Linked DNA regions of Homo sapiens: all the other regions are linked to region 3. Evidence: chromatin loops called from intact Hi-C (ENCODE). Cell type or tissue: mammary epithelial cell. All regions are shown on one strand.

What was found. A loop is a pair of places that touch in the nucleus more often than their neighbours do. Peaks named below come from ENCODE experiments on the same cell type or tissue, not always from the same donor. Only the 100,000 strongest peaks of a DNase experiment are listed, where the experiment ranks them.
Region 1: a loop joins it to region 3, with 9 times the contacts of the local background. A loop is called at or near these places in 100 of 110 quality-filtered maps.
Region 2: a loop joins it to region 3, with 7 times the contacts of the local background. A loop is called at or near these places in 47 of 110 quality-filtered maps.

Annotation. Positions count from the first base shown.
Region 1 is chr1:19,341,146-19,349,145 of GRCh38, forward strand. CAPZB (capping actin protein of muscle Z-line subunit beta) reads right to left here. Exons shown (of 9, transcript NM_004930.5): 7 at 4,042-4,107; 8 at 3,213-3,289. Among named protein-coding and RNA genes, the nearest start is that of SLC66A1, 33 kb to the left of the region's middle. RefSeq lists enhancers at 1-581, 3,278-3,327. In mammary epithelial cell, CTCF peaks have their summits at 516 and 3,391 (motif pointing right); a DNase peak (open chromatin) is centred at 516.
Region 2 is chr1:19,237,395-19,245,394 of GRCh38, forward strand. EMC1 (ER membrane protein complex subunit 1) reads right to left here. Exons shown (of 23, transcript NM_015047.3): 2 at 7,512-7,636; 3 at 6,556-6,621; 4 at 6,220-6,313; 5 at 4,951-5,079; 6 at 3,622-3,748; 7 at 2,903-3,052; 8 at 2,424-2,591; 9 at 1,837-1,908; 10 at 1,401-1,463; 11 at 623-745. It overlaps EMC1-AS1 (EMC1 antisense RNA 1), which reads left to right. Exons shown (of 2, transcript NR_135114.1): 2 at 2,863-3,310. Among named protein-coding and RNA genes, the nearest start is that of EMC1, 10 kb to the right of the region's middle. In mammary epithelial cell, a CTCF peak has its summit at 4,044 (motif pointing left); a DNase peak (open chromatin) is centred at 4,057.
Region 3 is chr1:19,650,159-19,658,158 of GRCh38, forward strand. MICOS10-NBL1 (MICOS10-NBL1 readthrough) reads left to right here. Exons shown (of 4, transcript NM_001204089.2): 2 at 4,854-5,042; 3 at 5,166-5,277; 4 at 6,708-8,000. The coding sequence starts at 4,873. The coding sequence ends at 6,971. NBL1 (NBL1, DAN family BMP antagonist) reads left to right here. Exons shown (of 4, transcript NM_005380.8): 2 at 4,854-5,042; 3 at 5,166-5,277; 4 at 6,708-8,000. The coding sequence starts at 4,873. The coding sequence ends at 6,971. Among named protein-coding and RNA genes, the nearest start is that of NBL1, 9.8 kb to the left of the region's middle. RefSeq lists an enhancer at 267-884 and a silencer at 3,735-3,874. In mammary epithelial cell, CTCF peaks have their summits at 1,182 and 3,710 (motif pointing left); DNase peaks (open chromatin) are centred at 2,233 and 3,743; H3K27ac peaks cover 3,639 bases.

The DNA of each region.
Region 1 (8,000 bases), 310 kb before region 3:
CCAGGAGAAACGCAGACATTTGGTTCATGCTGGGGAAATACACGTTTCTGAGTATCTTCCCAGGACTGTCCCTGGCTCTGCGGCGGCCAAAGGCATCAGCCCCCACGGCCCCCAGGCTCCAAATCTCAGCCGATTCCCCAGGGGCTTCTTGCCAAGCTCACAGCGGGAGGTCAACATGGCCAGCGGGAGATGCGGCGGGCAAAGCAGCAGCGCACAGGACCTCTAGCCTGGGTGGTCACTGGCTCTTCTGGGAAGGAAGAGCCAAGCCCGCCAGGTCTTGGCTGGATCACACGAAGGAGAAAGTTCCAGAGCTAGAATCATGTTAGACACAGGAAGTTAGAAGTGAAATGGTGGAAGGCGGAAGGAGCAGGGGGCTTATTTAAGGGACAATGCTTGGGAAGGTCACGGCCAAGCAACCTCGAATCAGCGCTTGGAGACAGTGCTCGACTCTGTGGGAGGGAGGAGTCATCTTGAGCAGACCTGGCTGCCAGGGTTTCTACGCCAGGACGCCCCCAGTGGGCGGCCAGGGAACTGCACCATCACGGTGTATCTTAAAAAGAGTTTTTTCTCAATGCCATGATGGAAATGCCTGATGGCCACACTGTGAGGCTGACCCGAGTCGTGGGCCTTAAGTTGGCACACACAGACCAGACTGGTGCACTTAAGTCCCACGGCCTCGGAAAAGCAGCTCCACCTGGTTTTCTAAGTGCCTGACCCCACCTCCACCTTGGAAAGTCTGCTGCACCCCTTCTGGGGTGGGCCTTCAGTGCGCAGCCCCTGGACCTGGGCTCTGCAGCCCCAGTTGGCAGGGTTCCAAATGCCTTCTTTTTACAAACAAGTTTCCCTCCTACTCTCCAGGGATGCTGCCTCCTTCCCTACATCTGGATCTGTCACAAGCTCAAGTCATGGTTCTTGGCCATTACCAACAAGCAAGACTATTTTCCTTTCCATTAGCGAAACCTGTTTAAAGGAACAGCTGCAGCTCGTTAGGGGCGGAAGGTTATGCTGGTTGTGGCCGAGTCGGCACTGGGCGTCCAGGCAGCTCCAGCAGAGCATCTGGGCCAGCCAGGGTGGAGTCCAGCCCTGACTCTGCCCTCCAACCCCAGAGACTCAGAGATCAGAGAGTGAGGTCACCCCTTCCAAGCCAGCTAGCCCTGGACAGGCAATGTGCCGCTGAGCAGCGGGGAGGCTTATGTGGCTTCTGGGATCCCTGCACCAGCATCAGAGGCTCCTCTGAAGCATGGGGGGGTGGACGGCAGGCAGATCCCTGCCCTGGGGACAGTCAGGCCGGTGCACACAAGTGGCTGCTGCTGGAGAGGCAGCATCCGTCCCTTGGCCTGGGCTTCTTCAGAAGCAAAAGCCAAAAAATCAGCCGTCTTCCCCACACCCAGCCTCCACCCAGAGTGGAAAGCACACACACGTGATAGGTGCCGTGTTACATGGGGCCGAGGCTACACGGGAATGTGGCTGTGCACCGACCGGGAGCACACGTGGGGGTTAGTGGTGGTTTAAATGGCCGCGGAGCAGCAGCCGGACCGGCAGGGTCTCGGCGGGTTGGTGAGTCCTGTTTTAGTGGGGAGGGTCTCGCGGCTCTCAGGCAGGGTACCTGGATCGGCTTAATTATCAGGCTGGATGTAGATCTGGCGCTGGGTCAGCACTTGAGAGAGCTCCCTCTGCAACTGCTTAAACTTTTGGTTGTCAGGGATAGCATCAATAGATCTACAGAGAGTGTTCAAGATGAGTGGAGTGGGAGGGAAGAGAACGACGAGAAGCCAGGAACGCAGGGGGCCACAGCTGAGGAGGAAATTCAGGGAGACCCACGAGGCGGAAGGGGGGATGCCGTGGCGGCTCTGGGGTGTGGAGTGGTATCGCCGCTGCAGAGGTCCACGCTGGCGGTGGTCGTGGTATTCAGGGGCTCGCCACCACCACCCGCAGGCTCTTCGGCTTCTCTCCCCCACTTCCCAGCCACTGCCTGGGGACTGTGCAGGTTGGCTGGGCGGGAAAGTGTGTTTGGTGTATCGGGCAGTGGCTGCCAGTGGCAGGCCTAACGCCAGGGACCACTGGGCTCTAACCCTGTCACAGGTCACGAAGACCAAGCCTCCCCCAGGTGGGCAGGGGATCAGAAGACAAGGGTCCAAAGAGGACTCCTCCTCTGTTTTAAAACTGTAAAGCAGGTGACTGAAATCTGTCGCCCACCCCAGTCCACGAGCTGGGGCAGCCCCGGGACTGCAGCCTGCCTCTCCTCTGGGCTGGGCTGTGAGAGCTACACCACGGCAGTGGGTGAGAGGGCTGGCCGCTAAAGGCATAGCACAGCCCGACTCACACGGTGCTGCTGGACTGCAGAGCGTGTTCTAGATTCATCATCTCAGCCGACCGTGCCTCCTCGACTGGACAAGGGCCTCTGCGAGGAGTGCCAGAGGCCATGCAGCTCGGGATGACAGAGCTTAGGGGAGATCCCGGCCTCCTGACTCTCCTGACTCCAAGGCCAGTGCTCCCTCCACAGCCGTTTACTGCCCCCAGCTGGGCTCTGGCCTCATGTCAGAGGCCTGCCTCCTGCTCTGTCCGCCGTGGACCTGGAGGGTCCAGAGAGCGCCCGGCTTTTGTTTGGGCTGACACTGCAGAGCTGAGGGCACGAGGTGGGAAGGATGGTGCAGGACACTGGCCACTGGCAGCAGAGCCCTGGCAGAGGACGTCAGAGAGGCTGGGGCCCCCTGAGAACGCCCAGGCTGAGGGCCCTGCCTGCATGTGGCGTCAGGGAGGCTGGGGGCCTGAGAAGGCCCGGACTGAGGGCCCTGCCTGCACGTTGCGCTCTGCTGTCTCGGAGAGCAGGCCAGCCAGAGGCAGCCGGGCTGCCCGGAATGTGGTGTCATGGCTCCCCTAGGCCCAGGCTGGAGGGTGGGGAGATTTTTGAGCGGGGACTGACAAACTGCAGGGCTGAGGAGGCTCCGGGGGCAAGGGCACCAATGGCTGTTAGGGTGAACATGCCCCAGAAAACAAATGGTGCAGATAGGGACCGACAGCTGCTACGGAGAGTGCAGATGACACATCAGGACTTTACTTTCCAAAATCAACATAATGATCATCCCAGAAGAGGGGCACTGCAGCCTACCAATGAGGACACCGAGGCCCAAGACCACACAGCTAGTAACTGGCAGAGCCAGGGTTCAAATCCCTCTGTCTGCTTCTAAAGCTTGTGCTTTCTGGTACATTACCTCAGCCCATTGACGATATCCTTTGTTTTTCCAAAGTAGATCTCGTTCAGCGTACTTCTGATTTTATTTTCCATGTCCTGGAAGGGAGGTCGGTCAGCGCAGTGGCAAAAGGTCAGGAACCCTGAGGCCCACGCCCTCCCTCCACCTGCCAGCCCTGCAGTCCCCAGTGTGGCCACTGGAGGGTGGCACACGCCTGCTCTGGGGCATCAGTGAGCGCGCTCCAGGCTGCCAAGACCCCACCTGCCATCTGTGCTCCCGGCACCTTCCCATCCACAGTCCACAGGCAGGGAGGAAGCCAGTACCCAGGGATTGGCGGCCAGCTCTGCCCATGCCTGGGAGCTGCTCTAAACCACATCACCACCCCTTGGGCTCCCCACTAATTTTGTGAACAATTCTGTGAAACCCGAGAGCACCTCCCTGCCTTCCCAAACAACGTGGTGACAGGAGGGCCAAGGCAGCCGCAACTGAAGCCACACCAGGGCCCACTGGCATTCCTGGGATCTGCTTCCTCTCCCAGCGCAGGGCCCTGTTCACACCCAGGCGATCAGGGGAGACAAGACCTAGTGCGCCCCAGAGCCAGCGCCTGAGCAGTCTTCTGGGAGCCCAGGTCTGGGGGTGGAGCAGGAGGTGGCCCTGAAGCTGGAGCCTGCTGGCATCCAAATCAGAGGCTCCAAAAATATGAGGCCAGGGCAAAATCCAAGAAGCGCTCTGCCGGCTGCGGTGGAGCTGAGAGAAAGCAGCAGAGAAGGAGGCCAGCACAGCGGCTCCGGGGCTGCAGTGTCACTGCTGTGGGTCACTGCAGGAGCCAGCCAGAGCCCAGGTCACTCACCTCTACCAGGCGCCCGATGTTGGCTATGTGTGGGGAGCAGTCACTCACAGTTTCATCCTTCTCCATCTGCAAAAGACAGAAACATTCCAAGTCAGAGAAAGCCAGAGATTTCTGAGAACGGCAGACAGCCCACCCCACCTCCACGGTCTGCAAAGAGCCTACTGTTCCCACCGTGGAGCCAGCTGCAGGTATGACAAGGCCAGTTTTGCAGCCTGGGAACTGAAGCACAAACCGACTTCAGTTTCAGACCATAAAGAGCCCAGAGGGCAGAAGCCCAGAGTCCCACTTCCAAGGGAGAAGATTTTGCTGCTGCCCATGGTAGAGCAGGCAGATGCCCAGAGCCACAGCAGCAGCCCTTGGCAGGCACCAGCTCACCCGAGCCAACTGGAGAAGACTCACTCGGTTTGTCTTCAGGCCTCTACTGGCAGGCCCAGGCCCACGCTGGGCCATCCACCCCAGGTTCAGGGCCTGACACTGCAGGGGAAGCTTCTGTGCTGCTGCTGCGCCCTGGCGCTCCCAAATGGTGGCTTTGGGGTGCCATCTGCTGCAGTCTCGCAGGGAGGGACAGACAACCTCTGACGGAGACTTCAGGCCAGAGGGATTCAGTGGCTCACCCTAGTCATGCAGGTGGCAATGGCAGAGCCTGGGTCAAACCCTTCCTCGCACCAGGGCCTGTTCGTTCTACTCTGCGAGGAGAGTTTGAGCAAGAGAGTCTCAATATAGACTCTGAGGTTATGAGGGGGGCAGCAGCACTCAAGCCCCATCTCCTCTTCCCAAGCCCAGGAAGAGCTGGCTCTGACCCAATCATCTCAACTCGGAGGAGGGAGGAAATGGAGGCAGGTTAGGGTAGAAGGAATTCGGCACTTTCCCCCGAATTTTTTCTTATCTGAAGCCTTATTTCCCTGACAAGAATATAAATTCTTTCAGGAGAGATGTGCCTGCCTCATAACGCACAGGGTACCTGGAAGAGTGCTAGGAACATAAATGCTCAACGTTACTACACTGAAAACAGGAATACGCAGCTACGATGACTAATGTTGTTGAAATAAAATGTGGAAGCTGAAATAAATAATCAAGAAAGAGGAAGAAAAGAACAGCATCAGAAAGGGTAGAGTAGAAACCATGCAAGAAGTGGCCATCAAATTATAATACAAAAATGCAGTACTCTAAGGCTAAGCATTTATTGTTGAGATTCTAAATCTGCTTAGACATTATTTATAATTTTTGAAGCTTTATTAAAATAAAATAAAATTTGTGAGAGAAGCTAAAAAAAAAAAAAAAAAAAAAAAAAAGAAAGGGTAGAGTTCAAAATGAGACCAGGCCCACAGAAGAAAAACCAGCAAAAGGTGGGTTCCTCTCTTTGGAACCAGGAGAACAGGGTGGAGTCTGGGGGGAGATACTGTCTCAGAGGGTACGGGCTCTGTTGCTTCTCACCTATTTCTACATCTCCTCATCAGGGAGACTGACTTTCAGGCTGTGAAAGGTGGAACCAACCTGGTTAAGAGCGGGGTGAGCAGAGGGCAGGAGAGAACCAAGCCACTTTAAACGACCAGGCTTCCAGGGTCGGGCAAAACCGACCTGTGATTGAAATCCTTGACACTGGGGGCGGCAGCACTGACCCGACTTTTGTCTTTTTTTTTTTTTTTTTTTTTTTGAGACGGAGTTTCGCTCTTGTCGCCCAGGCTGGAGTGCAATGGTGCAATCTTGGCTCACTGCAACCTCTGCCTCCTGGGTTCAAGTGATTCTCCTGCCTCAGCCTCCCCAGTAGCTGGGATTACAGGTGCCCACCACCACGTCCGGCTTTTTTTTATTTTTATTTTTATTTTTTATTTTTAGTAGAGACAGGGTTTTGCCATGTTGGCCAGGCTGGTCTTGAACTTCTGACCTCAGGTGATCCACCTGCCTCAGCCTCCCGAAGTGCTGGGATTACAAGTATGAGCCACTGCACCTGGCCGACCCAACTTTTGTCAAAAAAGGAAGAATGGCCTCTGCAAGGAAACGCTAGCTCGAAACTGATCCAGACAACAATTTTTGATGGGATCGTTAAAATCATCTGCTGGCACATTTTAAACTCAGAGATCATGAGGAGCCAGCCAGGCTCACTGTGAACAAGCCCTGCACGAGAGCACTTCTTTTCCTGTTTTGGTGGGGATGCTGGGCTGGAAGAAAACACAACTACTTAAATAGGGTCGCATCCTTCTGGCAAGTTCCCATCTACCATCCTGCACCTGTGGCTGAGAGGAAGGGCAGGATGGAGCCTCTGCCGATAGGGGTAGGGACCTGGCCACATTTCCACAGCCCCCCACCCACTCCCCTCCACACCTGGTCAGGGTCAGCTCGCTGGCAACACCGACCCACCAAAAATAGAACCATTTGTGCACTGCATACACTATGTGGCACCCTGTAGCAGTCTCTGCCTGCCCTTGGTCAACTTGTTTGTCCAGGACTTAAGTAAAGGCCCAGCTGAGAGAACGACCAGCTTCCTATCGACAGTGTCAAGGGTTGAGATGGTCACAGGGTTAATACGGAACCCGGAAACCTGGGCTAGCTACAGAACGAGAGCAGCAACTTGGAATGGAGCCAGGCGGCAGCCACCTTTTTCCATCTCAGCTTCCTAGGAACCCTGTTTTAAACCCAAGGAAACCGAAGCTTAAAGAAGCAAGAATCATACAGCACTGTTAGATTCCGACGCCTTTGCTCCTCCTACTTCACCACGCCAGTTAAATGTACCAGGGCAAATGCAAGCCAGATATTTAGGCTCAAGGGTGCATTTCATGCAGTACAAAATGGGGAACTGCTGACTTGCAAACAGTTCCTATGAAGAGACTTGTGGTTTTTAGATAATTTCAAGTTTGACAAGGATGAGATGTCGCTACTAGGAAAGCTTTTGTGCAACTTTAAGGTGCACAGATGACACTATTCCTTGTGCCCAGATAAGGGGCAGCATTCCCACCCCATCGCGTGATGAAGACACTGCAGCTGCCAGTTTCCATTGCTTGCTTGGGAAGGCAGTGGTTACCCTCTGTTCTGTCCTGGCCCAGCTACATCTGCAGGGCTGGATTCAGTTTAGGGCACTTTTTTTTTTTTAATTTTCTTTTAAAAGACAAGGAGGTCTTGCTATGTTGCCCAGGCTAGACAGGAACTCCTGCAATCCTCCCACACAGCTGTAACTACAGGTGTGTGCCACTGTACCCTGCTAAGGCACTGGGTTTTAAAAGCCTTGAATGAGTTAGCATTCATCTGCTTAAAAGGTCTGAACACCCTGACACCAAGAAATGGGAGAGAACTAGGGCTATCCAGGCCTGGCGGTGGTGGGTGGGGAGGGATGTGTGTGTGCTAGGGGAGACACAAGAGATTCTGGCAGGGCTCTGAAGGCCTGCTGTCTGCCAGGGGAACAGACCCAACCTATGTCGCTGTAGATGGCAGAGGGGGGACCGAGCAGTGAGAGAACATCACGGCTCACTGGGCTGGACTCGGTCTGTTCTGATAGAGCTGTCCCTGACAGGCATCTGCTCACAAAGCAATGTGGTCTGGGAGACCGACGGGTCTGAGAAAACGGGTGGCATCTGACAAGGGGGGGGGGCGGTCTAGGTGAGGGCAACAGTCCAGAACCTGCTGCCTCCCAAGTCATAACAGTAAATATCTGCAGAAAAAAGACATCTGGTTCTGGCAAGGCTGTTTTACTGAGGACTAGTGGAAAAGAGGGAGAGAAATGCTAGAAAGACCGGCTTCTCTGCTCCCATCTGTCTTGGCATGCTCTGGCAAGTCATCCTGAGGAATCTCGACCCTCAGACCCCAGGGGGTCTCCATAAAACAGGAGTAGTGAGAGTGCCCATGAGCTTGAGAGTCACAGTTCTCATTTCAGGTCTAATAAACACACCAACCTCGGCAGCACTGGAGCGTCTGCTGGAACATCATCTTTATCTGCCACTAGCAAAACCCTGGTGCCAAGACGACGG
Region 2 (8,000 bases), 410 kb before region 3:
GATACATATTCTTAGGAGCCAACATAATGATGCTGGGGTCTCCCAGACCTTTCCATGGAAGAACCTGAGTACTCCACGGGTACCACGCCATTCATCCATGCTCTAATCACACCCCACAAAGTGAGCAGGAGGCCGGGATTAGACTTTCCGCTTTAGAAACGAAGAAGCCACAGCCCAAGCAGCTGAGGAACACAACCAGATGCACACAGAGGCAATACTGGGTAGTGATGAGGAGTCCAGGCTGTGGGGTTAGACCTGAATCTGAACCGCAGTGACACCTCTTACTGGCTCCGTGACTCTGGCTATGGTACTCGATCCCACCAGGCCACAGAATCATTTTAAAACCAGGTCAGGAACAACCGCTTCATGAGAGTGTTTGGAGGGTTAAATCAATTAATGTGTAAGTTAAAAGCTTAGAACAGTCCCTGGTGCACAATGATGAGCTGGCATAAATAATACCCGCCTTTACTGTGACTTCTAACAAGTCAGTGGCTCAGAGAGCACTAGAACACATGTTTAGAGAGCCTAATCCAAGCCCCATGGCTAAGACCTGGCCCTGAGGAAAGGAAGCCATGTGCTGAGAAGCCCACAGGACAGTCTGCAAAGAAAGGCTCTGCCTTACCCGCTCAGGCCGAGTGCCGCTCTGTTCCAGGCTAAATGTTATCGTGGTGTCCAGCAGCCGCCGACCTGTCTCCACGAGGTATAGGTTAATGGTGTAGGTCTGATTGAAGCAAGCCAGAGAGTCCTAGGAGTACAGACAGCACGTGTCAACTACAGGTATCCCCCGAAAGCAAAGCCCACCAAAGGAAGTCCAAGGATTGGGGGCAAATACCCTAGAGAAGGAGCCAGGCCAGAAGGGGAAATATATGCAAAGGAGAATAAAAGAGAAAAGCAAGCTAAATCCTAAGGCAGAAATAAGGTGCCTGAGTAAATAAATGAAATTACAACTACCATACTTGTCTTGGAAGCCAGTACAGAGTAGCAGAGACTTCTGAGAGAGAGGTAGGGCTGAGCAAGGTAAGACTGAGCAAGACAGGAGGCAGGGAAACGCTTAGATGGAAGCCACAGCAGGAACCTATGCCTCCAGCCAGGGGCTCATGCCTCTGCTACAGGGTAACTGCACAGAGTACTACTCAACTGTGCCAGCCAGGATCCCAAAAGAAATGGGGACGCTGAGGCCCAGAGGAGAAAGTGGCTAGAAACAGACTCTAGGGATTCTACCTCCTAATCTCCCGGTAAAATGAGATTAAGAGAAACATCATTTAATTTACAGTACTTAGGAAACCTCATTTGAAGCTGGGAACTCTAGGACCTGCTCCTAACCAAAGCTCTTCCCCCAACTCTCTTTGGTGGCCTCCTGCGTCTCTAGGTCTGGCATACTGCCCAGTGCCACACCATACCTTTGAACTAGACTTCTCCGAAAAGCTCCCCATTGACCCATCTTCAGAACTGCTACTTTTCTGCTATGAGAAAGAGAAGGACAGGAGAAAATTCAGCCAAAGGGTCACTTCCCAGTCACTGAAATGAAGCTTTTGTTTTTGTCTTCTTAGCACTTGAGAGAAGACAAAGCTCATTTCTCACCCCTGCCCACAAAGCCTATTCAACCCTTAATAGCCCCATATGAAAGTAAGGTCATCACATTAGGGTCTCGTTCCTGGGGAGAAATGGGGTGTGCAGAAAGCTCTATAGTTGAGGCAAGACCTCACTTCTCAACAGCCTCCTGCCCGCTGGGTTCAAACTGACCAGGTCAATGTGCCCAGACTTCTGATTTTCAGGGTTCCTAGTGGAGACCAGGAAGGAAAATCCCAAGTGCTGACTGTTGTTCTCAATACTCACCACTTCATTCCGACAGGCCATGACTGCAGCCACCGTCTTCTCCCCAGTGGTGGCAAAGCTCACTAGGGCAGTCTGGGGGAAAAGCAAGGCATCAGCTCCTAAATGGGACCAGTACTAGCCAGCTGCCTTACAGAGGGTCACCTCTCCAGGGAAGGCCCTTGGCCTTAGAGTTGAAAGTGCTCCCCACTTTGGAGCAGAATGGTCAGGCATTTAAGAGCAGAGGGAGGCCTCAGTTGCATCTACAGCTGAAAACAGAACTCTCCCTACCTCCAACGCAGGCACAGGTCAATCTTAAATCCCATGCTGCTTGTTCTTACTATCTATGGGGAAGCTCTCATTTATGTCCCCATATTTCCTTTGGACTAAGGAAGGCACTAGTTTTGCTCTAAAGATCCTTTGTAATACTCAGGAGGAAATACACCATTTCTATGATAAGGCTACCTACCCCCTCTCAAACCACTTACGGGAAGGTGTCATCAATCTTGGGCCTAAGAGCAAACGTTTCCAGATTCAAAAGCACTGCCTTCTAGCATCCATGTCTTGGAGAGATCTCCTGAATCCTAGCAAACCATGTTGCCTGCAGTTACCTGTGGGAAGTTTTTAAGCAAACTCAGCGTTCCATAATGGTACTGCAGCAGAGCATAGTGGCTTGGGGACAAGTGCAGGAAGAACTGGGCCCGGGAAGCGTCCACTGGGTTGGGCTGGGTAGGCAGGACCCGGGGTTGGAATCCACTTCCAAATTCTAAGTCGAGAGACTGGAAGGCAAGAAGGAGGAGGATTATGGCTAACAGCTGACGACTCCCTGACCCATCCCAGGCTCACAACCTCTGCCCTACTTTGCCGGGGGAAGTAACTGGGCCATGGCAGGTGGCTCCAAATGCTCCAGTTCAAGTTCCCCAAAGAGGAAAGTGACTGATTTCCTCTTACACCAGTTCAGCCAGAGGCCTGAATGGCTTCCACTGCTCAGGAAGAGTCTAGGAGAAAGACCCTCCAGGGGAATCATGCCAAACTTTCTACTCCCCGCAGGAAATGCCTCAGGCCAGAAGAAGCAGTGGCAGCCTCTCACCTGCAGTGGGATCTGTCTCAACTCCCATTCCGTCTCCAGAGCCAAAGTTTGGAGGGAACGTGAGCTCGGGTCAGGACACACCAGGACAGCCTCATCCACCACACCACAGGCTCCAGACAGGTGCTGCAGCCACGGAGTTGAAACCCTAACCTACAGAAAAGTCATCGTTAACAGGAAGCTCGTGAAAGATTTTTACATTTCCCTCTCAGCCCAACAGCAATATTGCTGCCAGCATCCCACTGGGGGTCCTAAGCTCAAAGGTTCTTCATGGTTGGTTGTATAGGAGTTCTTCCTGTCCCCTGAAACCCCACCCTCCAACCTCCTGAGAGCCTTCAAAGTTGGAAAAAATATCAGGATTTTCTTTCTGGTCACTGGAAAAATATATCCGATAATTTTAAATACCTGGCACTTCAGAATCAGCACTTCTTTACTATATTTGCCATATGTGGTGTCCTACTGTGATTTCACAGCACTGTAAGATACTTACAGGCAGAGACTAGATCTATGTAATTTTTTAGCCACCCCAGAAGATAACACATGCAAATATGAGTACTTTAAATAGAGGCCTAATGGGAAGGCAGCTGGCAAGTGACCAGAATGAGGGAGCATAAGTAGCTTTTGCATCTGCCCAGCCAAGTTCCCTGTTCCCCAGTACAAAGAAATCTATCAAGTCTCCCCCAACCCCACCTTATTCACAGGCTCCTGTCACCCTCCTGTACCTGCTGAACAATCTCTCCATCTTCCACATTAAACTTGACAATGTTCACATGGCTGAAGGGAACAACTCCGAGGGCCCACACCACCCCAGAGCCGTAAGAATACACCATCTGGTAGTGGATGCTGTCACTAAGAGAGGGAAGAAGAAACCGCAGCGTCAGCTTTCAACCCAGGACAGGATTATCCTCAGGGGCTGCCAGGCCTCAGCCAGATGTCACAAACTAGTAATTCCCAAATAGGTTTTGTTTGGCTCACACAGTTTGGGGGCTTTTGTTGTTGTTGTTCTTAATTTGAATTAGTTGTCAACATTTAGAAGATATTATACTTCACAATCAGATTTCTAAATTTTCCTACGGTTAGAAGATGTGGCAACACTAGGCCTAAATACAGAGCACCAATCAGGTGGGTAAGGCTGCCCCCTCCAGGCAGGCCAGGAGCACTGCAGCTCCCATCCAGCCAGTGTTGCTCATGGATATTTCATAACCCGCCTCATAGCATTTTCTTTGTTGTGTTTTTTTTTAGACAGCGTCTCACTCTGTCACCCAGGCTGCAGTGCAGTGGTGCGATCACGGCTCACTGCAGCCTCTACCTCCCGAGGCTCAGGTGATCCTCCCACCTCAGCCTCCCAAGTAGCTGGGATCACAAGCACGCACCACCATGCCTGGCTAATTTTTTGTACTTTTTGTAGAGATGGGGTTGCCCAGGCTGGTCTTGAACTCCTGAGCTCAAGTGATCTACCCACCTCAGGCTCCCAAAGTGCAGGGATTACAGGCGTGAGACACCATGCCAGGCCAGAATTTGAAGTTTTGAGTCCTGCTCTAAACTTTGAAAATGGCCACAGGGTGTCTAAGTAGATCCTTTTATCTTGTTCCTTCTCTCTTGTTCCTTCCCAATTTCGATGCTTTCTACCAGCAGGACCTCGAGAAACCATTTCACACCTCACTCAGCCTACCCTGGGTCTTCTTGAGTTGTTCTAACTCTTAATATGAACGAAAGGCTCAGTCAGAACTAGAACTAGAACTAGAACTTGAACTAGAAGTCAGAAGGCACAAAGTACCATAACCATGAGCGAGTGAGTGGCTCCCGTAGCATGGCTCGCCCTAGCACCCCAGTTTGAGAGTGTTCTCCTCAGTGCAAAGGAAACTCCAGGCATACTCCGGAGTTTCACCCATACTCACAGCCTTCAAGATATTCTGAGTGCAACACACTCCATGGAACACCAACAAGAGACAGGCCTGGGTTAAAGCAAATGCTTCGGGTCCCTCGAGGAGAAAGAGGAGCTCCTAGAGAGTAGAACGAGGCAGCTATTGCCTGTGAGCAGGCAGCCTTACCTTTCTGGGAGATGTTCCACCCACTTGAGGTGCCCACTGGAGAGGTGATGGAGGGCAAGTGTAGTCTTCTTCAGGACTGCGATGTACCTTACAGACTCCTGCAGGCCAACCAGCCCAAGTGCCTGGAAACTGAACACAAGTACAGGTTGAGAGCAGCCCACACCTGCAGAGCCTCAGGCTGGGAGAGACAGTCCAGAACAGTACCCACTGTTGCTTAGTGGGTAAGAAAACAGGCTTTGGGGTCAAACACAGCTGGATCCTAACCCTGGCTCTGCCTCTTGTTAGTCAACTTGAGATTCTGCACTTGCAACCATTTGGCCACACTACTTGCTTCCCTGAAACCATCTGTATCTCCTAAGGGCTGTTCCCTCCTTCCCCTGGGACTTCACAGCAACTGGACCTACCCTCTGCCACATATCCATGAGACAGTGCTGTCATTACTGTGCTACCTGCCTGCCTCCCAATGGACAGCGGAATCCTCAATGACAGCAACTGTCTCACAGTCCCATGTGTTCTCATCGCCTGGGGCTCAGCACGTGTTTACCAAATGAATTACTATCAGAAAATGTATAAGCTAATACAAATGACCCTATCATTTGAACAACTTTAGGGGCCAGGCCCGGTGGCTCATGCCTGTAATCCCAACACTTTGAGAGGCTGAGGTGGGAGGATCACGGGGTCAGGAGTTCGAGACCAGCCTGGCCAACATGGTGAAACCCCGTCTCTACTAATAATACAAAAATTAGCCAGGCGTGGTTCACATGCCTATAATCCCAGCTACTGGAGAGGCTGAGGCACGAGAACTGCTTGAACCTGGGAGGTGAAGGTTGCAGTGAGCCAAGATCACACCACTGCACTCTAGCCTGGGTGACAGAGTGAAACTATGTCTCAAAAAACTCAATAAATAAAAATAAACAACTTTAGCAAAGATGTTAACAATAGGTCAGGCTGTTCTTTAAACAAAACTAAACAGTGGAAGTTTTATATTATGTTCTTATATCTGGAACATTGCAAAACTCACGAATCACAGTGAAATTAGGAACAGCATTCAAGCACAAGCGCAAACATTGCACCTAGAAACTCTGCATCTAACAGGCGCTCAATACATGTTGGCTGAGCAAGCATATCCACAATGGGTACTCAATGTCAATGGCTGGCTCTTCAGTGGTCCCTGGGAAAAAGCCAAAAGCCCAGAGTTGCTGTCTATGCAGATCTGTGTTCCGGTGAAGCCTTTAACTCAGTCAAGATAAAATCCAGTTTCTCCCCTACCTGCCACTGTCCAGGGTTATCTCCCAGTTCAGGCCCCCGATGTTAGTCTCCCAGGAACGCATGATTCGGCCTCCATTGGACACAGTGATCACATCTGGAAAAGAAAAGATCGTGGTGAAGTCATTTCCCACTTGCTCTGTCGCTTCCTAGGGTCCCACTGTGAGCAGTGGCCTCACCTCTGATTTCTGGATGCAAATACATGTTAAACAGGTACCTGTCCTTCACTGTCAGGAGTCCCCAGTCTCCTTTCCCTACCAGACCCTGTACAGATCAAGGAGCCAAGGAATGGGACAGGGAGCTGGCCGCACAATGGAGACACGGGAGGACTCTGCTTACCCTGTCCGTGCAGCAGCATGGCATCCACAGCCCCTTCTGCCGTGCCCTTGTCAACATGGCGCCACACTGAGAGACATGAAAGTTAGACATTACTATGAACAAAAGGTGGCAACCCAGAAGACTAAGAAATAAATGAAGAGCTCTTCATTTGCACAGCAATGTCCAATTTTATCTCGAGGGAGTGAAGGAGTATAGCTAACTGGCAGTGATCCAGTCCCATTCACGGGGTAATGAGGGTAGAAGGGGTTAAGAGGGGCCACTACTGTCCAGGCCCCACTACCACCCCATCAAACATATAAACAAACAACAATAAGATTAATAAAATCCATCCAATTCACAAGAAAAATAGTGATCATAAATTCTATTTCCCTTATTTTAGTGCCTAAAAACATCCGGCCAGTGTAGGTAATTAAGTGAGGGTATCTGAGAGTTTACTGCAAAGTAGAATAATGTGTTTTTTGCAGCAGCATCTTTTTTTTTGAGACAAGGTGTTGCTCTATTGCCCAGGCTGGAGTGAACTGGCATGATCACAGCTCACTGCAGCCTCAACCTGCTGGGCTCAAGCAATCCTCCCACCTCAGTCTCCCAAGTAGCTGGGAATCTAGGCACACGCCACCATGCCTGATTTTTTTAATTTTAGACATGGGGCCTCACTGTGATCCCCAGGCTGGTCTCGAACTCCTGAGCTCAAGTGATCCTCCCGCCTGGGCTTGCAGCAATATCTTATTTAAGGACACTCAGGATTCAAGCTGAGAGAACAAACCGCAAAGGTCAGTTATAGGAACATACAAATATTCAAAGATGGTAAGACTGAAAAAAAAAAAGTATCAGAATCCACTAGGAGAGGCATCTTTTGGCCAACATGTTCCTTATTCAGGAATCAGCCAGGCAGAGTTGGCAATGGTAAGTCTTTCATCCCTGAGGCAGCCAGTAGACACAGTTCTCAGTTCACTCACAGATCTCCCCAGTTCGGGAATTTAATGCTGCAATCACATTCTTCTCTGTGGCTACAACCAACTTCTTGGATCCAGGGGAAAATTCCAAGGAGGCAAACTTGACCTTCCCAACATATTGCTGTCTCCTGAGAAAAAAAGAGTACAGGGGACCATAAGGAGCTAAAATCACCATTCCACAAAATGCTCCGGAAAAAAAATCACAGGGCTATCACCATCACATTCATTTTAGGACACATAAGACGTGTTTGTTAGCTGGGCGCAGTGGCTCACACCTGTAATCCCAACACTTTGGGAGGCCGAGGCAGGCAGATCACCTGAGGTCAGGAGTTCGAGACCAACCTGATCAACATGGAGAAACCCCGTCTGTCTCTATGAAAAATACAAAATTAGCTGGGCATGGTGGCGCATGCCTGTAATCCCAGCTACTCGGGAGGCTGAGGCAGGAGAATTGCTGGAACCCGGGAGGCGGAGGTTGCAGTGAGCTGAGAT
Region 3 (8,000 bases):
TAGGAGCAATGGGCTATGCCATATAGCCTAGGTTTGTAATAGCCTAGACTATTCAGGTTTGAGTTCACTCTATCACCTAATGGCACATTTCTCAGAGTGCATCCCCATGGCTAACTGACGCATGACTATAGTTGCGCTCTTATATTTAGTTCAGAATTCAGAACCTCTGCTTCCCTCCTGAGAGCCATCTCTGACTGTGCCAACTCAAAACAACTGCCCCCTATTTACCCACATCCCTGGACCTCCCCTCAGGGGAGTGTCTGAGTGGGCATAGGGTCTGTGCCCCCAGCTCCCTGCCCTCACCCTTGCCTTTCTCCCCACCCTCCTAGAAGTGAGTGAGTGTGGAACTGCAGGGCCCTGAACGGCCCAGGGCAGGGCATTGCTTTGCCTGACTTGCTGGGGGCCTTGGGACAGCCCCTTGCAGAGCAGGGAGACTTGGCTGGGAGATCTCCAACTTTCCTTCCCGCCCTCGCTTTTGGGGAGTCCCATGACTTGCTGTGTGACCTTCAGGGCGGGAGGAAGGGTTGAGAATCTGGGTGAGGCTCTCAAGGCTCAGGAAGGAAAGTACGATCGCTGCTTAAAAAAAAAAAATAGATTAGTTGCTGCTTGAAAAAACAAAAAAGCGTAAACCAACAAAAAAGCATAAACCAACAAAAAAAGAAAACCTGCTAGCCAAGAGCCCACCCCACCGGTGGGGGCAGCCTGGGCTCTTCGGGGCTGGGCAGGAGGGTGGGCGGAGGCAGGTGTGTCTGGATGACAGCCGTGTGTGGGAGAGACTTCATCTGGCATCCTCGCTGCCTCCTGTTCCAGCCCAGCCTTGGCTCTGATGCTGGCCCAGCCTTTCCCATGATCCCCTGGGGGGAAGAGAGCTGACCTTAGTGGGTGCCTCCTAGGTGCTGAGTACCTTCATTTACTCCTCCCAATTCTTCTCCAGGGAAGGTGCAATGCTTCCCATGTTAGGGTTGAGAAAGGCAGTTTCTGAGGAGTGAACTTATTTCTGGAGTCACACAGCTCCTAAGGGGAGGGGCTGCAGTTCAAACACTGGGGACTCCAGGGTCCACGCTTCCAGGGGGAGCCCGGGGAAAATGCTGGAGCTCCACGCTGCTGGCCCGGGGAGGCCGAGGCCCCAGCGCCCTGCGGAGAGCCTGCTAGGGCCTGGTGGGTTGGGTTATAGCACCCCTCTGTGGACACAGCTGGCCCTGTGATAACCTCAGCTGTGCACTGGAAAGGGTGGAAGGTAAGGAGGGGGCCTTCTGCCTCAGTTCGTCTCATTTCTCCTAACCTCTGTCCCAGCCTGACGCTGATAACCAGTTCCTGATCTCTGGGCCTGCAACCTCTTCCAAAAAGTCACCATTACCCCATTTCCCAGTAAGCCTCCATTAGCCTCAACCCCAGTCTCAACACTCGGCTTCAGCCTAGTTGTGACCCACAGCCTCGGTTGTGACCTCTCCTAATTCCAACTCCAAGTGCTCACCCCAGCCTCCCTCCCTCCCTCTGTCCCTCCCTCCCTGCCTCCCTCCCTCTTTTCTTTCCTGTCCTTTTTTTCCCTTTCCTTTTTGACAGGTTCTTGCTCTGTCACCCAGTCTGGAGTGCAGGGACGCAATCATGGCTCACTGCAGCCCCAAGCCTGGTCTCAAGCCATCCTCCCGCCTCAGCTTCCCACATAGCTGGACTACAGGTGCACATCACAATGCATAATGTGATAATAAAAAATGTGTTATCACAGTGTGATAATAAAAAAATATTTTATTTTATTTTATTTTATTTTGAGACCAAGTCTCACTTTGCTTCCCAGGCTAGTCTTGGACTCCTGAGTTCAAGTGGTCCTCCCGCTTTGGCCTCCCAAAGTGCTAGAATTACAGGTGTGAGCCACCATGCCTGGCCCAGGCTACTTGCATTACAACCCCAGTCTCAATTCCAAATCCACATCACTTTCTGCCCCAGTCACCTCCCTGGCCCCCTGTGACCTGTTGTTCCTGAGGAAGCAAGATGGGGTCAGATATAGGAGGACAAGAGTCCCTGGACCTCTCCTAAGGGTCTAGGGGGCCAGTCCAGCCCAGGGAGCCCTGGCCTTAAATGGACCTCCAGGACCCTTCAGGTGTGCTGTGGGCAGACCTGACTCAGGAGTGAGGAAGCCGCCTGCATGCCAGGCTTGTTGAAAAATTCACTGGGTTGCCAGTTAGGGAGGAATCCATTCTATTTTGTTAGGATGTGGTTGTACTGGAAACATGGGCTTTGTCAGCAAGACCGGAAATGCGTGGGTGAGGGCCTGGATCGTGACAGGAACTCATTTGGGAGGCGGCGGGGGGGCAGCCTGTCCGACCTCACTTCCAGCTGCCCTTCCTCCCCAGTGGGCTGGGAGTGGGGCTTATCCCGGCATTGGGGTCCCCTGAGATGGAGACCTGCAGGAGAGGGGCAGGAGCTGGGGGAACTTGCTGGATGGGGAGCGGAGTGCTTGGAGGGGTTCACAGCCCTGCAGGAGCCCCACTCAGCCAGCCCACCTCTAGACCCGTGCTCCCCAGACACTTTATAAAGTACTTGGCTCTGGGCTGGGTGCAGTGGCTCACACCTGTAATCCCAGCACCTTGGGAGGCCGAGGTGGGCAGATCACTTGAGGTCAGGAGTTTGAGACCAGCCTGGCCAACCTGGTGAAACCCCATCTCTACTAAAAATACAAAAATCAGCCAGGTGTGGTGGCGAATGCCTGTAATTCCAGCTATTCTGGAGGCTGAGGCAGGAGAATCACTTGAACCCGGGAGGCGGAGGTTGCAGTGAGCCAAGATCATGCCATGACACTCCAGCCTGGGCGACAGAGTGAGACTCTGTCTCAAAAAAATAGATAAGTAAGGCCGGGCGCAGTGGCTCACACCTGTAATCCCAGCACTTTGGGAGGCTGAGGCGGGCGGATCACGAGGTCAGGAGATCGAGACCATCCTGGCTAACACGGTGAAACCCCGTCTCTACTGAAAATACAAAAAATTAGTGGGGCATGGTGGTGGGCGCCTGCAGTCCCAGCTACACGGGAGGCTGAGGCAGGAGAAGGCGTGAACCCAGGAGGCGGAGCTTGCAGTGAGCAGAGATCGTGCCACTGCACTCCAGCCTGGGCAACAGAGCGAGACTCCGTCTCAAAAAAAAAAAAAAAAAAAAAGTACCTGGCTTTGCCATCTCCATGGCCCATGGTAGGATTGTCCTAAATGGGATGCCCAGTCCCAAGCCACCTGACTCCTGGTGCTGGGCTTCTGTGGGGCCACTGGGACCAGGACTTGTCCCCTCTTCCTCCTGATTTAGCCTCATCCAGGCCCCTCTAGGGACTGTCCCAAGGTAAAGAATCCCTGACTGAGCGCATAGCTGCCTAGGAAGCCTGATCAAAACGCAGACTCCTACCCACCCTAGAACTTTTACTCCACAAGTTCCTAGGGAATTCTGATCAAATTTCAGGTTTGGGAACCACTGGCCTGGCTCACTGCACTCATTTTACAGGTGGTGGGGAAACAGGTCTGAGTGTCCCGGTCACCCAGCACACGTGGACCCATGCCCTTTCTCGGCTGTGCCGTCCTCCGAGGGTTTGGGGGCCTCCTTGAAGAAGGCACTGCCCTCATCTCTGAAGCCTCCCTCTCCCGTGCTTTTTGCACTGGGGGGCATGGGTGAAACTTACCTGGGGCGAGTCTCCTGAAAGCGGAATCCTTTGACACAGACTGCCCTGCAGCGCCACCTTTTGGCAGATCCTGGTATTGTTTTAGTATCTCACTCCATCCTATAGCAGGGGAATTTGCAAATGGCCAAGTGCTTAGCTTTGATTGGCTCCCGCTTGACTCACGTGTTAGAATGGGGCTGGGGACAGTGATCTGTGTAGAGCCCTTGTGGATTCGAGTTTCTGGTGAGGCATCTTAGAGAACAATACTGTCTGGTTCAGGGTCAGTTTTTTTGCCTGAGGTCTGGCCAGCCAAGGTGGCCCAGGAATTCACTGCAGGCCAGGTGCGGTGGCTCACGCCTGTAATCCCAGCACTTTGGAATGCTGAAGCAGGAAGATCGCTTGAGCCCCAGGAGTTTGAGACCAGCCTGGGCAACACGGCGAAACCTGGTCTTTACAGAAATTAGCCAGGTGTGGTGGCGGACGCCTGTAGTCCCAGCAACTCGGGAGGCTGAGGTGGGAGGATCACCTGAGCCCAGGGAAGTCGAGGCTTCAGTGAGCCGTGATCATGCCACTGCACTCCAGCGTGGGTGACCGAGTGAGATCTTTTCTCAAAAAACAAAACCAAAAAGAAATCACAGCAACGTGAAGGTTAAGGCTAACTTTTCAAACATCAGAATCCTGACAATGGTTGCAGTAGCTTTCAAGGAGACATGGTGTGTGGCCAGCCCCTCCAGGGCTGTGTGGACAGCTTTTTGTGTATTTTCCTGGGTGACTCACAGCATCAAAGGGAGAAAGGAGGTAGTAATTGTTCAGCACTTGACATGTGCTTGAACACTTCGTAATCGCAATCCTGTGCCAGGCAGTGGCACCATCTCCCCTTTTTAGATGAAGAAACCGAGGCACCGAGATAAAAAGTAACTTGCTCAAGGCAATTTAGGAAGTTGTAAAACCAACCAACACATATGGAATGTGTATTATCTGCTAGGCTCATTTAATATCTCATCTGACCTTCCAGATACCCATCTGATGTAGGTACCACTCCCAGCTCCAATTGTGAGATTCAGAGGGGAGAAATAACTTGTCCAAAGTTGCACTTGGTTAGTAAGTGGGAGAGCTGGGGTTGCGCCAAGGAGTCGGATGCCAGAGTCCATGCTGTAACACCACTACCCGGCCCCCTGCACCTTGCTGTGCCTCACCTGGCACCTGTGCTCCGTTCTAGGGCTCTGGAGGCCACGGGCATGATGCTTCGGGTCCTGGTGGGGGCTGTCCTCCCTGCCATGCTACTGGCTGCCCCACCACCCATCAACAAGCTGGCACTGTTCCCAGATAAGAGTGCCTGGTGCGAAGCCAAGAACATCACCCAGATCGTGGGCCACAGCGGCTGTGAGGCCAAGTCCATCCAGAACAGGTGGGACCCAAGGGGTGGGTGGGGGGATGCGGACAGGGGTCCAAGGAGGGAGGAAGAGGACCAGGGCTGCCCATCCCTGCCTCCCCAACAGTGACACAGGCATGGTGACCTCTCCTCCCACAGGGCGTGCCTAGGACAGTGCTTCAGCTACAGCGTCCCCAACACCTTCCCACAGTCCACAGAGTCCCTGGTTCACTGTGACTCCTGCATGCCAGCCCAGTCCATGTGGGAGATTGTGAGTACTGCCTGCCTGCCCCACCCAGTCTCGGCCCGGAGCCTGCCCCAGCCTTGGCCTTTCTCCCCAGGCTCCTGTATTCCAGCAGATGGCCACAGGGCCTTAGAAAGGCCCCACTGTGTGCAGGGTGAAGGGCTTGTGCTGGGGATACAAATGTGGGCCTCCCCACAGGATGGCTCAGAAGTCTGACACCAACTTGTACAGGACAGGGATGTTCCCGAAGTTCCATTCTGATGTCTCTCATGGGCTGAAGTCCTTTCAGGGGCTTCCTGTTGTTATAGGATGAGACCAAAATCTTTGCCCTGTCCCGAGAACCTGGCATGGCCTGGCTCAGTGGCCTTTCCAGCCTCCTCCTGCTTCCTGCCTTCCTTAGTAGCTTGACGCTTAACACAGCCACCTTCTTTCAGTGCCTCGCACCTGCTCCGTTCGCTTCTACCCCAGGGCCCTTGCACCTGTTCTTTTCCCTGCTTGGAACACCACCTCTGTCCCCTTTCTCTAGTTCACTTCTATTCATTCTTCTGCCCTTGGCCCAAGCAGCGTTTCCTCAGGGCCCCTTTCCAGGCCCCCTGACTGGGGCACACCCTGGTACCGTTGGCTCTCAGAGCACAGTATGCCTCCGCTTCAAGCACCTTTCACACCTGCAGTCTTCCACCTGCATCCGGGTGATTTTGACAGATCTGTTTCCCCCACTAGACTCTGATTTCCTTGAAGGAAATGTGTCTTTGTGTCCCCAGAGCTGGCACAGGGTAGGCGCTCTGTGGAAGGGAGGAAGGAAGAGAGGAAGGGAGGGAGAAGGAAAAAAGGTACTTAGATGGGTGATGATAGGGGCAGAGTAGGAGGTAGATGGGGTTCCTGCAGGGTGAGCCTCAGCTGGGCTGGGCTTTGGGGTGGGGCTCTTTTGAGGAAGTGAAGTCTGAGCTCAGACCCAAAGGCGCAGTTTAGGGCATGTGGTAGTCGGCGGGGATAGGGGGGTGGGTGGGGGGAACCTTCCAGGCAAAGGGAACAGCATGTGCGGAGTCCCTGAGGCAGAGCCCAAGCACAGGATTGGTAAGAGTGGTGCAGGGTCAGGGGTAGGGGGGCCAGCCAGCTGGTGGCACCTGAAGGTCCTGGGTGGCCTTAGTGAGGGGTCAGGGTTTGTCTCCAAGTGCAGGGGGATCGCGGCGGTGGGGGCGATTTTAGCAGGGGCAGGCCACACTGGTGGCTGCTGGTGGGGAATGGGTGGGAAGGTGGCAGGACTGGATGTGAGGAGACAGCTCTGGTGGCTTGTGCAGGGGTTCAATTTCCCCCTCCCCATGGGACCCCAGAGCTAACTGGGCATCACAGGTGGGCTCTGGGATTCTTGATCCCATGAGGAAGTATTACCCTAGGGGCTGCCTTGCCTGCCCCAGACCTTTGGGAACATGCCTCTGCTTCTCTCTTGCCCTCTGCAGGTGACGCTGGAGTGCCCGGGCCACGAGGAGGTGCCCAGGGTGGACAAGCTGGTGGAGAAGATCCTGCACTGTAGCTGCCAGGCCTGCGGCAAGGAGCCTAGTCACGAGGGGCTGAGCGTCTATGTGCAGGGCGAGGACGGGCCGGGATCCCAGCCCGGCACCCACCCTCACCCCCATCCCCACCCCCATCCTGGCGGGCAGACCCCTGAGCCCGAGGACCCCCCTGGGGCCCCCCACACAGAGGAAGAGGGGGCTGAGGACTGAGGCCCCCCCAACTCTTCCTCCCCTCTCATCCCCCTGTGGAATGTTGGGTCTCACTCTCTGGGGAAGTCAGGGGAGAAGCTGAAGCCCCCCTTTGGCACTGGATGGACTTGGCTTCAGACTCGGACTTGAATGCTGCCCGGTTGCCATGGAGATCTGAAGGGGCGGGGTTAGAGCCAAGCTGCACAATTTAATATATTCAAGAGTGGGGGGAGGAAGCAGAGGTCTTCAGGGCTCTTTTTTTGGGGGGGGTGGTCTCTTCCTGTCTGGCTTCTAGAGATGTGCCTGTGGGAGGGGGAGGAAGTTGGCTGAGCCATTGAGTGCTGGGGGAGGCCATCCAAGATGGCATGAATCGGGCTAAGGTCCCTGGGGGTGCAGATGGTACTGCTGAGGTCCCGGGCTTAGTGTGAGCATCTTGCCAGCCTCAGGCTTGAGGGAGGGCTGGGCTAGAAAGACCACTGGCAGAAACAGGAGGCTCCGGCCCACAGGTTTCCCCAAGGCCTCTCACCCCACTTCCCATCTCCAGGGAAGCGTCGCCCCAGTGGCACTGAAGTGGCCCTCCCTCAGCGGAGGGGTTTGGGAGTCAGGCCTGGGCAGGACCCTGCTGACTCGTGGCGCGGGAGCTGGGAGCCAGGCTCTCCGGGCCTTTCTCTGGCTTCCTTGGCTTGCCTGGTGGGGGAAGGGGAGGAGGGGAAGAAGGAAAGGGAAGAGTCTTCCAAGGCCAGAAGGAGGGGGACAACCCCCCAAGACCATCCCTGAAGACGAGCATCCCCCTCCTCTCCCTGTTAGAAATGTTAGTGCCCCGCACTGTGCCCCAAGTTCTAGGCCCCCCAGAAAGCTGCCAGAGCCGGCCGCCTTCTCCCCTCTCCCAGGGATGCTCTTTGTAAATATCGGATGGGTGTGGGAGTGAGGGGTTACCTCCCTCGCCCCAAGGTTCCAGAGGCCCTAGGCGGGATGGGCTCGCTGAACCTCGAGGAACTCCAGGACGAGGAGGACATGGGACTTGCGTGGACAGTCAGGGTTCACTTGGGC